2 separate regions of the Homo sapiens genome follow, and region 2 is linked to region 1. The links are chromatin contacts, found by Hi-C in ENCODE. All regions are on one chromosome and are shown on one strand. Each heading gives the region's core, a stretch centred on a gene start or an enhancer-like site at or near the end of the contact. The rest is flanking DNA. Distances are from core to core; before and after follow the strand shown. Region 1 overlaps ARHGEF3 (Rho guanine nucleotide exchange factor 3). Region 2 holds the start of DNASE1L3 (deoxyribonuclease 1L3).

What was found. Hi-C counts contacts between places; a loop is a spot of excess contacts on that map. Pooled maps may share reads with other maps.
Region 2: a loop to region 1 is called in a map with no recorded cell type, with 4 times the contacts of the local background. The contact joins the promoter of DNASE1L3 here to the enhancer-like site in region 1. A Hi-C loop is called at or near these places in 2 of 37 single-sample maps with no recorded cell type and 3 of 50 pooled maps.

The regions. Positions count from the first base shown.
Region 1 is chr3:56,781,249-56,786,852 of GRCh38, forward strand. The region is part of intron 1 of ARHGEF3 (Rho guanine nucleotide exchange factor 3); the gene reads right to left. Among named protein-coding and RNA genes, the nearest start is that of ARHGEF3, 18 kb to the right of the region's middle. RefSeq lists an enhancer at 2,556-2,955. Within about 2 kb of position 2,768, at least 28 of the 41 ENCODE cell types and tissues checked have a DNase peak (open chromatin) inside an H3K27ac peak, as active enhancers do.
Region 2 is chr3:58,206,680-58,212,281 of GRCh38, forward strand. DNASE1L3 (deoxyribonuclease 1L3) reads right to left here and starts at 4,293. Exons shown (of 8, transcript NM_004944.4): 1 at 4,087-4,293; 2 at 1,539-1,627. The coding sequence starts at 4,227. RefSeq lists an enhancer at 233-312.

The DNA of each region.
Region 1 (5,604 bases), core at 1,518-4,017:
TTTTTTTTTCTTTTTTTGAGACAGAGTCTCGTTCTGTCACTGGGACTAGAGTGCAGTGGCACAATCTCAGCTCACCGCAACCTCCACCTCTGGGTTCAAGCGATTCTCCTGCCTCAGCCTCCCGAGTAGCTGGGACTACAGGAGTACACCACCATACCCGGCTAATTTTTGTATTTTTAGTAAAGACAGGGTTTCACCATGTTGGCCAGGCTGGTCTCAACTCCTGACCTCAGGTGATCCACCTGCCTTGGCCTGCCAAAGTGCTGGGATTACAGGTGTGAGCCACCACACCCGGCCTCTGCTGACATTTTCATTTCAGACTTAGCCTCCAGAATAAGACAAACATTTTTTGTTGTTTTAAGCCACCTAGCTTATGGTACTTTGTTATAGCAGTCATAAGAAACTAACACAGGTGGTGTCTGCTGGATTTCTCCACTGTAAAGTTAATATTATTCTCTTTGTAACTAACACATAGTTTGGAGGACTTTGTGACTTTGTGCATTCTTCTTAGCCCAATTTAGGGAGTGTTTACTCAGTATGTGCAAAGTGGCCTTAATTGAAGTATACAGGTGTCACTGTTGTGGGGAATGTCTCCCAGCTGAATAGGGAGAATCAGAAGGTTGAGCCACAAAGAGTCAAGAGAGTCAGTGTCAGGTGGAGCTGGCAAGGAAGGAGCAGGTGGGGTGGCTGGAAGGCAGGGCATGGTGCGGTGGACAACACAGGAACGTAGGGCACATATGCAGCACTGAGGAGGCCTTCATAGAGCTGCCTGAGCAAAGGAGGAGTAAGACTGTGGGTACAGAAAGGGGAGCTGCCTTGGAGCTTGCAAATGACTCTTCATCTTATTTTTTTGGAAATAGAAAAAGATAATAATAATGAAATAATTGTTCCTAATTCTAAAATTTCCATTGAAATATTTTTTCTGTTCTTTTTTTCCCCTGGCACAGAGCTAACTGACCTGGTGTCATCTGTTCCCAGAAGATGAAAGACAAATAATGAGGCCCAAATCCCAACGGAAACCTGACTTCATTGATTAGGCCAAATGTGTTTCAGAATTATTGGTTTTTAACCCCCAAGGTGAGAAAAGGTCTTCAAACTCAGAACTATAATTTTCCTCTTGTATGCTTATCAGTGATTTCAACAAAGGGACTGCAAGCTTTGTGGACTTTGACAAACCACCAGGAACTGTTCCGGGAGGCATCCCTGCTATCTTTGTCTTGGCTAATCTCAAACATGGAAGCCACATTCTTGTGTTTGTTTTCTCCGGCCGTGAGTTTGGTTGCCAGTTGCCTCACATTAGGCATCCAAGGGGGATTTGATTTCCTTTTTGATAAAATGGCTCAACTCTTTCCTCCATATTAAGATAAGGTGCTATGAGGAAAAGATCCCAATTTCCTTCTTAAAAAAAAAAAAAAAGCTGGGGTTTGTTTTGTTTTTGTTAATGAGGGAACAGGGACAGCCTGGATAACTAAAATCCACAAAACACCCTGAGTTAGTTCAGTCTCAAACCCAAGCTGCAGACAGGCTTTCGGGCTGCTGGATTGAGACTCCAACAATCTCTTGCCCCGTCTCATGGAAGTGCTAAAGAGCAGATGATGAGAGAAGTCGCAAGAGAGTCTGGGCAAACCCACAAATTAAACCATCAACTCTCAGGTACATAAAACTGAACATATTAATGTTAGAGGGATGACGTTTATTCTCTGTATATCAAGCTCTGTCTGCCTGAGCCAGTCAGCACCAAAAGCAGATTCAGCACCTATGGCTTCTTGGCCAAAGTCTCCCTGTGAGGTGGTTGCTTTCGGGGGAGCCTTGAATAAGGGAGAGGTATAAGGAGGACAGTTGGCAGTTGGCTGAGCTCACACAATGCTGGCAGGAGCCTCTGAAACCATGCTCAGAGGCCCTGCCCAAACCAGCTTCCTATAAAACACAAATTAAAAAAACAGGGGTAGAAAGAAATCACACTTTATGACAATTTCTGTAGTCCTCCTAGCTTCATTTCCTCCTGGCCTCCCCTGTTTCCTTCAAGTCCAAAACACATGGTAGCAAAATACTATAGCTCTCTAGTGTTTGTAATAAACTGCATGGCAAAATGAAGGAAAGGTGGGGGTAGGCGGCAAGCGAGATGGATTTCTTCCGGTACACCCGGGAGAAGCAATTAATTTTACTACAAATTTGGAGAGGGTGAATGTTCATGGCATACCATTTTGTTTCTGAGAGAAGACTCAAGCAAGTCATTACCTTCATTCTTCTTGGTACCACTGAGTTTTTGCCCCCACATTGGAAAAGTAACCTCTCCTACTTGCCTGCCATGGGGAAATTCATTTTTGCTGAGTGAAGGTTTATGGGCTGAAAAAAAGAGCCTTGGGAAATAATTCAGTAAAATACAGGACTCTGAGAGGTGAAGCAGGCAGCAGCCTAGGTTACAAACATAATCTCTAAGCAGAGCCAGTAAAATAAAACAAAACCACTGTTTCAGACGCTGTATTTCTGGCTAAGGTTTCACTCTGCAATAACTTTCAAAGTTACTCGTTTTAGTCAACATTATAAGGGTAAGTCAACATTTGTCCTGGCAGCAAGCCCAAATCTGTTATTTTATTAGTCTGCTACTGGTTAAATTGGCCCAAGATTAAACACATCTAATAAACAGCCCTAAAACATTGAAGTTTAGCAGAAAACCACATTCAATTCTCTTTACACAGGATGTTACTATTACTTAACCTTGGGCAGAGGGAGAACTGCACACCCACACCCCTGTTAAGTTCCTTTTAGCAAACACCAGCCCCCACTGCCTGAAACTCATCTTGGTCATGCCCAGACATGATGCTACAGACCTTCAGAGAAAGAGGAAGCCAAATATTTAGCTCTCTCTGCGGTCCCTGGCTCCACATCTGCCTTCTGAGGCAGAAAGGGCCAGATGCTCAGAGCTGGAGAACTTTAAAGAGTTCAACCTCCTTAAAAATTAGGAGAGTTGCCAGCAGCATCAAGTCTCTGTGGCCCTTATGGGAAGGCCAGCCATGGGCCCGGAGGATGTTTTCTCACATCAGGTTATGCATTTTTGGCAAGAATGCCACAGAAATAACGTGCCTATAATGCCACACCCATCCGCCGGTCTGGAAAATGGGGCTGGACATCCCTGGTTGGATGATGCCAACAAGGCACCCAGAGGTAGAAAAGGTCTCCTGGTCACACAACGAGGCACCCAGAGGTAGAAAAGATCTCCTGGTCACAGCCACGGGGTCCAGAGGACAGTCTCTGTGACTTTGGGGTTCCGGAGTCAGTCATTTCCTACTGACTTCTTGGAAACCTTTGGGTGGAATATATGTTCTGCATTTGTTTATCACTGTAAAAGGGATTCCCTCGCTTCCCCTTGGGTGGGGTTGGAGAAGGAGGAAAAGGATGCCACTGGAGTTCCATTCCTGCTTCTTTAAGGACATTTTCTGGGCTCTCTCAGAGCTTAGGAATAATCTGAATGCCTCTGCAGCAAGTGACAAAGTTCTTATCACTCTGGCCCAAAGAGTGCATTGATTCTTTGCAAAGGATCTAAGGATAAAATATGAGCCAACCTGTCTGGTCAGAGTGCAATACCCTACGACCTTGGGCCCAAAATATAACCTCTATAAGCTAGTTTCCTCTACTGTGAAGTGAAGATGACTCTCCTACCTTCTCACAGAGTTGTTGGGAGGATCACAGGAGACTAGGTGTATAATATGCTTGGCAGACACCCGCCTGTTAGTCCTCAGTAAATATCAGAGTATTGTCCTTATTTCTGTTGTCCTGGGAGAGGCATGGTCTCTCTGCCAGCCTGCGCCCCTGCCCTCTTCTATTCCCTGCAGCACTGGATTTTGCCTTGATCCTTCCAGGGACAAAGCTAGAGTTCCACGTCACCTGCCAGAATCATACCAATAACTGCTCTGGCCACTGAGGCTGCTACGAGACCATGTATTTTGATGCCATATTCCTGCCTTCCTTTTCTTCCTGTGGTTTTATCATCTGTTTAGTCAAGCTCTGGCTGGATACGGCAAAACTAGCGGTGGTCTGGCAGGATTCAAGGCTATATTGGAAGAAAGGAAAGCAGTAAAATCTCAAGATAAGGACCCAAGTCCTAATCTTGGGTCCTTATAGATGGGTCTTGAGGTTTGCATTATCCTCCCACCCGCCCACTGCCACCAACACTGCTGAATTATGGGCTAGAAGAGCTGGTCTCCAGTCTTGCCAGATCCCAATACTGTCTGGAATTAGGCAATGAGAGGAACTCTGGTCATTCAACCCATGTCGGATGTGCAAGGTGAAACTTCACAAAAATAATGTGTAACCAAGAAAGGACCACACAGAACCACAGAAAAGTCCTCTCTCTTTCTCATCCATCTGTCGTTCTTTGAAGCTCAGCATTATCTTGCTTCCCAGAAGAGGAAAAAGAAGTAGGGAGATGAAAAAGGGTGCTCAGATCTTAATCTCAGTGTCCCAAAGGAAGGACAGACTGTTCCAGCTGAATCTGGGATGATCAAACACATCTCAGGCAAGCAAAGCTGACAGTCAGGTCTGTCATCCGACTGAAAACTAGACAGGGACCAGGGATCCTAACTGGTTGCTGGGTAAAAACTACAGGGACGTCTGACCAAGGGCACTGGGTCTGCAGAAGAAAATGGATCCCCTTCTCTTGATGTCTAGTTGGTTTCCGTTTTTGACAAGAACAACGGTTTTGAGCAGACAGGCCTTGCAGAGATGTGACCTCCAGAAAGAAACACAAAATATGTTCAAGATGCTCCCTGGTTAACTCCCAGCTGTCCCTTCTAGCACAAATTATCCCTTCAAATGTTTGGTCCATGTGTGTCCTCAGGAGCACATGTCCACACTTAGAACCAGGGGACACAGCACCCGGGTGTTTTAGAGCACTCTGCTCCCAGCCGAAAACAGAATACATTGAAATCTGATTATTCAGAATGGAAAAAGCTACTAGTCAAACAACCACATGGGATTGATTAAATTGGAAATAAATTTTTAAAAATCTTAAACTTTCCTGTTTTTGGCTTTCAGCTGACATCTTACCACTCACTGAGCAAGGGTATGCAGATAAATAAGATACAAAGCATGCTGTTCAGGAAACTGTGAGGTAAGTAATCTATAATGGATTCATCTGGCATTTCTGTTGCCCCCACACCCCCCAAATGAGCAGATGAATAGCTTCAAAATGTTATTCTTTGGGAGGGGTGTATGTGCATGTGTGCACAACACAAAACTGATTTCATTTGTTGAGACACTTTCCATCCTGTAGTGCATTTTTAATGACAAGAATTTAAAAATACCCAGTAACAACGGATTTTTCCAAAGGTTCATAACAAACACTGGCTCTCAGTGCTGTACATCTGCAACCTTGAAACATAGTGATTACGTGTTATTTTGAACTCTCAGCAATTAATATGCAACCAGATGTATCATTATCTACAGTTTATTAAAATGCAGAAGCCTGTGAATATAAAAAAATGATGCAGCACACAACAAAGAAGGCAAGGAGCTCAGAGACTCAGCTCTGCTCCCAGCATCACTCTCAGCTAGTTTCAATTCCAAAGAGATAATGGGGAAAATGGGTAGACAGTGGCAACTGAC
Region 2 (5,602 bases), core at 3,043-5,542, 1.4 Mb after region 1:
AGGAGATGACTGGAGCCTACCTGTCCCCTCAGTCCCCCACAAACCTGTCCCCTCAGTCTCCCATAAACCTGACTGGGGACACTCCAAGGAAGGCTGAGATGACAAAGAATAGAGCACTGGCTATGAGATCAGATGTGACGCAAGTTCAAAGGTAGGCTTGGCCACTTCCTGGCTGGGTAACTCAGGCAGGTCCCCCACTCAGTTCCCTTACTATAAGGGAAGCCCTTAGGCAGACTGACATGGATTCTTGCCTGTCCCTACAATTGTCCTACACATGCCTTCCCTATGATGGATAAGCCCAGAGCCTGGGGGATGATGGCACCAGGATCTACCATCTCATCTTGCTCCTGCCCAAGACCCAGACATGGCTTTTGTTCAAAAGTCCCTATTAAGTGTTTCTTGCTGAGATGGCCAGGTGCAGCGGCTCACACCTGTAATCCCAGCACTTTGGGAGGCTGAGAGGGGCAGATCACTTGAGGTCAGGAATTTAAGGCCAGCCTGGGCAACATAGCAAAACCCCGACTCCACTAAAAATACAAAAATTAGCTAGGCATAGTGGGTGTGTGACTGTAATCCCAGCTACTTGGGAGGCTGAGGCAGGAGAATCACTTGAACCCAGGAGGCAAAGGTTGCAGTGAGCCGAGATCTTGCTGCTGCATACCAGCCTGGGCAACAGAGTCTCAGATTTAAAAAGTACTAAAATAAGAAGCAAGTGCCCCTCACTCCTTCACTAACCCCTTTCACCACAGCTCTCTGATCACACCCCCCCCCCCCCCACCAGAAGTAACCACTATTAATAGTTTGGAGAGCATCCTTCCAGTCTTTCATCTCTATGCACATGGAAACACAAACACACCCTTATTCATGTAACATGATGACTCAAATGGGCTATTTTACCTGCAATTCTCAACTTGCTTTTTTTCAATATATTGTGGCCATTATTCCGTGCTGGAATATTTAGCTCTAACTTATTCTGTAGCAAGCATGATTTTTTTTTTAAGAGATAGGGTCTTGCTCTGTGGCCCAGGCTGGAGTGCAGTGGTGTGATCATGGCTCACTATAGCCTAAACCTCATGGGCTCAAGCGATCCTCCCACCTCAGCCTCCCAGGTAGGTGAGACTATAGGCACGTGCCACCACACCTGGCCACCAGCATGACTTTTAACAGCTGCATAATATTCCTGTGTGTGAGCATGTTGTAATTTTATTATCTTTCTTCTACTATTGGTTTCTAATCTTTTCTCTTTTCTCCAACATTTTCTTCATAACTGTACTTTTTAGCTCAGCCTCATCTGCTTTTTTCATTTCTTTCTGTGTCCAGACCCCTCATCTATTTCCCCTATTCTATTTTATCACAGTAAAATCAACTGGTTGAAAGTTCTCAGGACCGTGGCTAAGGGAGCTGGACTCCTGGGCAACACTGGCTGTGTGAACTGGTGGTCAAGTGCGGGATCTCACATTACTTTCAGTTCCCAGGGGTTTTCAGATGCCCTTGCACTTGACCTTGAGCCCTAGAGGGCCCACCCTTCCCCATGTTACCTGTTCAGCTTCTCCATCAGTATGGGGCAGATCCTGTTGTTGCTGTCCTTGATTTCCATCACGAGTATGATGTCACAGCGTTTGATGACCTGCAAGAAAGAGAATTCCCAGGGGTTTGAGGTCATTTACCACAGATAAATAAAACCTTTTATTGGACACTTACTGTTTTTAAGTATTGCACTGAGTGCTTATTAAAATAATTTCTTCTCTGAACTAAATGAAGGACTCCCTGAGGTAGGTAGGTGCTTTTGTTATGTACATTTTAAAGAGGAGCGTGAGACTCAGAGAAAGTTGAGTAAATTACACTCCCAATCACCCTACTAGAAAATGGCGGAGGCAGAATTTGAACCTATGTAATTCAAGCCCAGAGCCCCTTGCTCATGACCTCCCCACAATATCCTGCCTCTTGGCTTTGCTTGAATAATTACAATAATAATAATAAATATTTATTAAGCCCTTAGTAAGCAAAGATAACAGACTGGATTAGAAATAAAGAGGTATAATTATAATGATAATAATTATAAAAGCTGACATTTACTGCAAACCTACTCCGAGCCTTACAACAACCCTGTGGGGTAACTATGCTTATTAGCCCATTAAACATAGGCAGAAACCAAGCTCAGAGTGGTTGAGTGACTAGCTTAAAGTCATACAGCCAGGATAGGTGGTAGAGTCAGGATTTGAACTTAGGTCTGCGTGACTACAAAGCCCACCATGTTGAACTGTTAAAATACAGTCCCAGCCGGGCACGGTGGCTTACGCCTGTAATACCAGCACTTTGGGAGGCCAAGATGGGCAGATCACCTGAGGTCAGGAGTTCGAGACCAGCCTGGCCAACATGGTGAAACCCGCCTCTACTAAAAATACAAAAATTAGCACCTATAGGAGGTGCTTGGTCAATGGGCGCTAGGGATAATCCTATTCTGAATGCCTGGCATTCTCGGGTGACTGTGAGTGCCCTGTAGGGTAGCTCTTGCAGTGTTTTGGGGATGGCCTCTTGGTAGGATGGGGAGGGTGAGGCAGCCTTGACAAGGACTTCGGACATGCTCTGCAGGACACAGCTGCTCAGGGGAGATGCAGAGTTCAAGCCCCCATGATGGACTCACCAAGGAACAAAAAGACAGCCGGGTTTCATCAGTGAGGAAGGAGATGGGAACTCAGTGGCTACCCAGGCTCCACGGGCCATGTGTGAAGTGGGGAAAATCATTGCCTTGCATGTCAGGGTTTCCCATTGAACAATCTTGTCATGGCTCCCACAGGCTTGGCATTGCTATCCTGGCTAAACAACACCATCTAGAAGGCCTTGGTTACCTCCCAAAGGGCAGGGCCACCTGGGTCTGAGAGGCTCGTCCAAGGAAGAACAGAGCCTGCCAGTCCTCACTCCAATCCTCCTTCCCAGTGACAGCAACAGCAGCGGCTCTGGCTCATGAATACCCACCTTGCTGCAGGCTCTGCTGGGTGCCTCAGGCACCCTGAGTTCTCTTCACCAGCCAGTGCTACAGGTGGTATTTGGATGTGGTCGCCATTTTACTAGGGGAGCTGGTGGTTCAGGGAGGGGCAGGGCCTCCCAAGCTCACAAGTCTGGTAGGTGGAATCTGGACCCAGGGCTCCTGGCCCCCCTACCACACCATGGTGTCTCAGGTTTCCTAAGGTAATAAGTACCTTTCCAGAGTCCTGGGAAAGGGTTAAGTTGCCAGCATCAAAAATTAATTAACCTGTAGGATAAAGGGAGTCAATTGACTCCAGAGAAAGCAAGCAGTGTCCCCGGACATTGGGTATATCACCCAAGGAAAGCGTAAGCGAAAGTGGAAGGAGTGGGGAAGTAGAGGAGAGGGAGAGAGGAAGGAAGGAGGAGAAGAAGAAAGAAAGACAAAGAGAGGGAGGGATGATGAGGATGGGAGAGAGAAGGAAGGAAGGAAAAAAGTAAGGAAGGGAAAGGAAGAAAGAAACAAAGAAAAAGAGAAAGGAAGAAGAAAGAAAAGACAGAAAGAAGAAAGAAAAAGGAAGAAAGAAAAAGGAAGAAAGAAAAAGAAAGAAAGAAAGAGAGAAAGAAAGAAAAGAAAGAAAGAAGAAAAGGAAAGAGAGAGAAAGGAGCTGGGCTTTGCTGGTGAAAAGGAGTAGCTGTATAAGGTTACTTCATCTTTCTTTGTTCATCACCTCTACATGGGGAGTAATAGTCCCTCTTCATAAAGATTATGAAGTGAAACCATGTGCTTATAGTGCCTGATACAGGCATTCAATAAATAGCAATAAAAATCATAATGGCTAACCCTTATCTGGAACGTATAATGAGCCAGATACTACATTAAGAGCTTTCCATTTGCCAACTCCTGTAGTCCCCCCAGCAACCCTGGAGGGAACCATTGTTATCACCCCTGTTTTAAGATGACGGCAGGAGGTACAGAGAGTTGAAGTGGTTATTGTTCCAAGCCAGCTTCTACATTCCCCCTAAGGGCCAACTTTAAGTTCCTTGAGTCTCTTAAAGTCTGCAGACAGGAGAGAGGGTGTGAGGGGTGTCTGGGATCCTCCTCCCAGGAAAGGGGCTCACCTTCACAATGACATCCATGGCATTCTTGTCTTCCTGCTTGCTTTCCCCAAAGGACCTGACGTTGAAGGAGCAGATCCTCATGGCCAGGGCGCTGTGGATGGAGAGGAGGAGAAGCAGCAGTGGGGCCAGCTCCCGTGACATCCTGGCGCTGCTCTGGCTTCAAGACTCTGTGAGAAGACAGCAGTGCTTGGAGTGCTGGATTCTGGCCACTTCCGCAGGCTCCACTGACTTATAAAGCCTGCAGATAACAGGAATTACTGGATTTCTCCTTGCAACTTTCAGTTCTCTGAGGAACTGAAGATCATGGGTTTTAATCCCCAAGGAAATACAGATACATTGGGCTAGCCTTTAAGGAGCCCTTATGTTCGTCACCCTGGTGCAGAAATTGGCATGCCTCATTTAGGCGCCATCCTCCACAAAGTCACTCATATCCCAACCGGGAGCCAGCTCTGACATCTAGTCATCGGTCTTGCGGTTGCATGCCATGTGCCTTTTCCTGACAGTGGATGAACTCGGAAGTGGTCCACCCTAGAGGGCACCTGGGGTGACGGAACCTTCTGCTGGGGGACAATGAGGCAGGAGGCATGGGAAATTCTGCTCGGTTTTCTCTAAATCACTGGGATTTGGCGGCCTGCTGTCCTCAGACACACCCAGACTGTGACTCTAATTGCCCTGGTGGTGTAAAGTAAGGTCAAGAGTAGTTTGAATTACTTAATTTTTTTAGGCAGCTTTACCGTACAAATACTAGGAGTGTGTTGCCAGAGAAAGCAATTGGGGATCTGATGGAATGGATGAGGAAAATGTCCCTGGACTCTGCGAGCAAATAGCCCGTGAAACCCATGGAGAGACCCGTGATTGAAGCTGATATTAATTTAATATTGGCGAGAGTTGTGTGACCCTGGGAGAGAAAGGTCTTGTAAGAACTGTAGGATATCAACTCAAGCAAAATGACTTTTAGAGATATGGGCAGGAAACTATGAAGATCTGTAAAGCAAAAAAAAATTAAAAAAAAAAGCAAAATCCAATCAAGGTATATTAATGGACTTTGGCAAAGACAATTCTGTGAAAAGGGTAGGGAATAAGAATAACTCCAAGCCAGCATCGGGATCTGTGGACCAACCCCTCTTGTGGTGATGGGTCTGTGGCCACAGCCACAGGGAAAATTATACATATATCCCCAACATACATCCAGGCAGCATACTGGCCAAGCATGCCAGGAATTCTATAAGATAACCCCAAATAGTACATGGAAGGAAATGGTTTCCTGAGTTCGTGCTGCAATGAATCTCCCTGTTGTCTGCAACCTAAGACCTCAGGCCTGGTTGAATCTCTGGTAAAGGTGGCTCTGGGCCGGGCGCAGTGGCTCACTCCTGTAGCCCCAGCACTTTGGGAGGCTGAGGTGGGTGGATCACTTGAGGTCAGGAGTTCAAGGCCAGCCTGGCCAACATGGTGAAACCCTGTCTCTACTAAAAATACAAAAATTAGCCAGGCGTGGTGGTGGGCGCCTATAATCCCA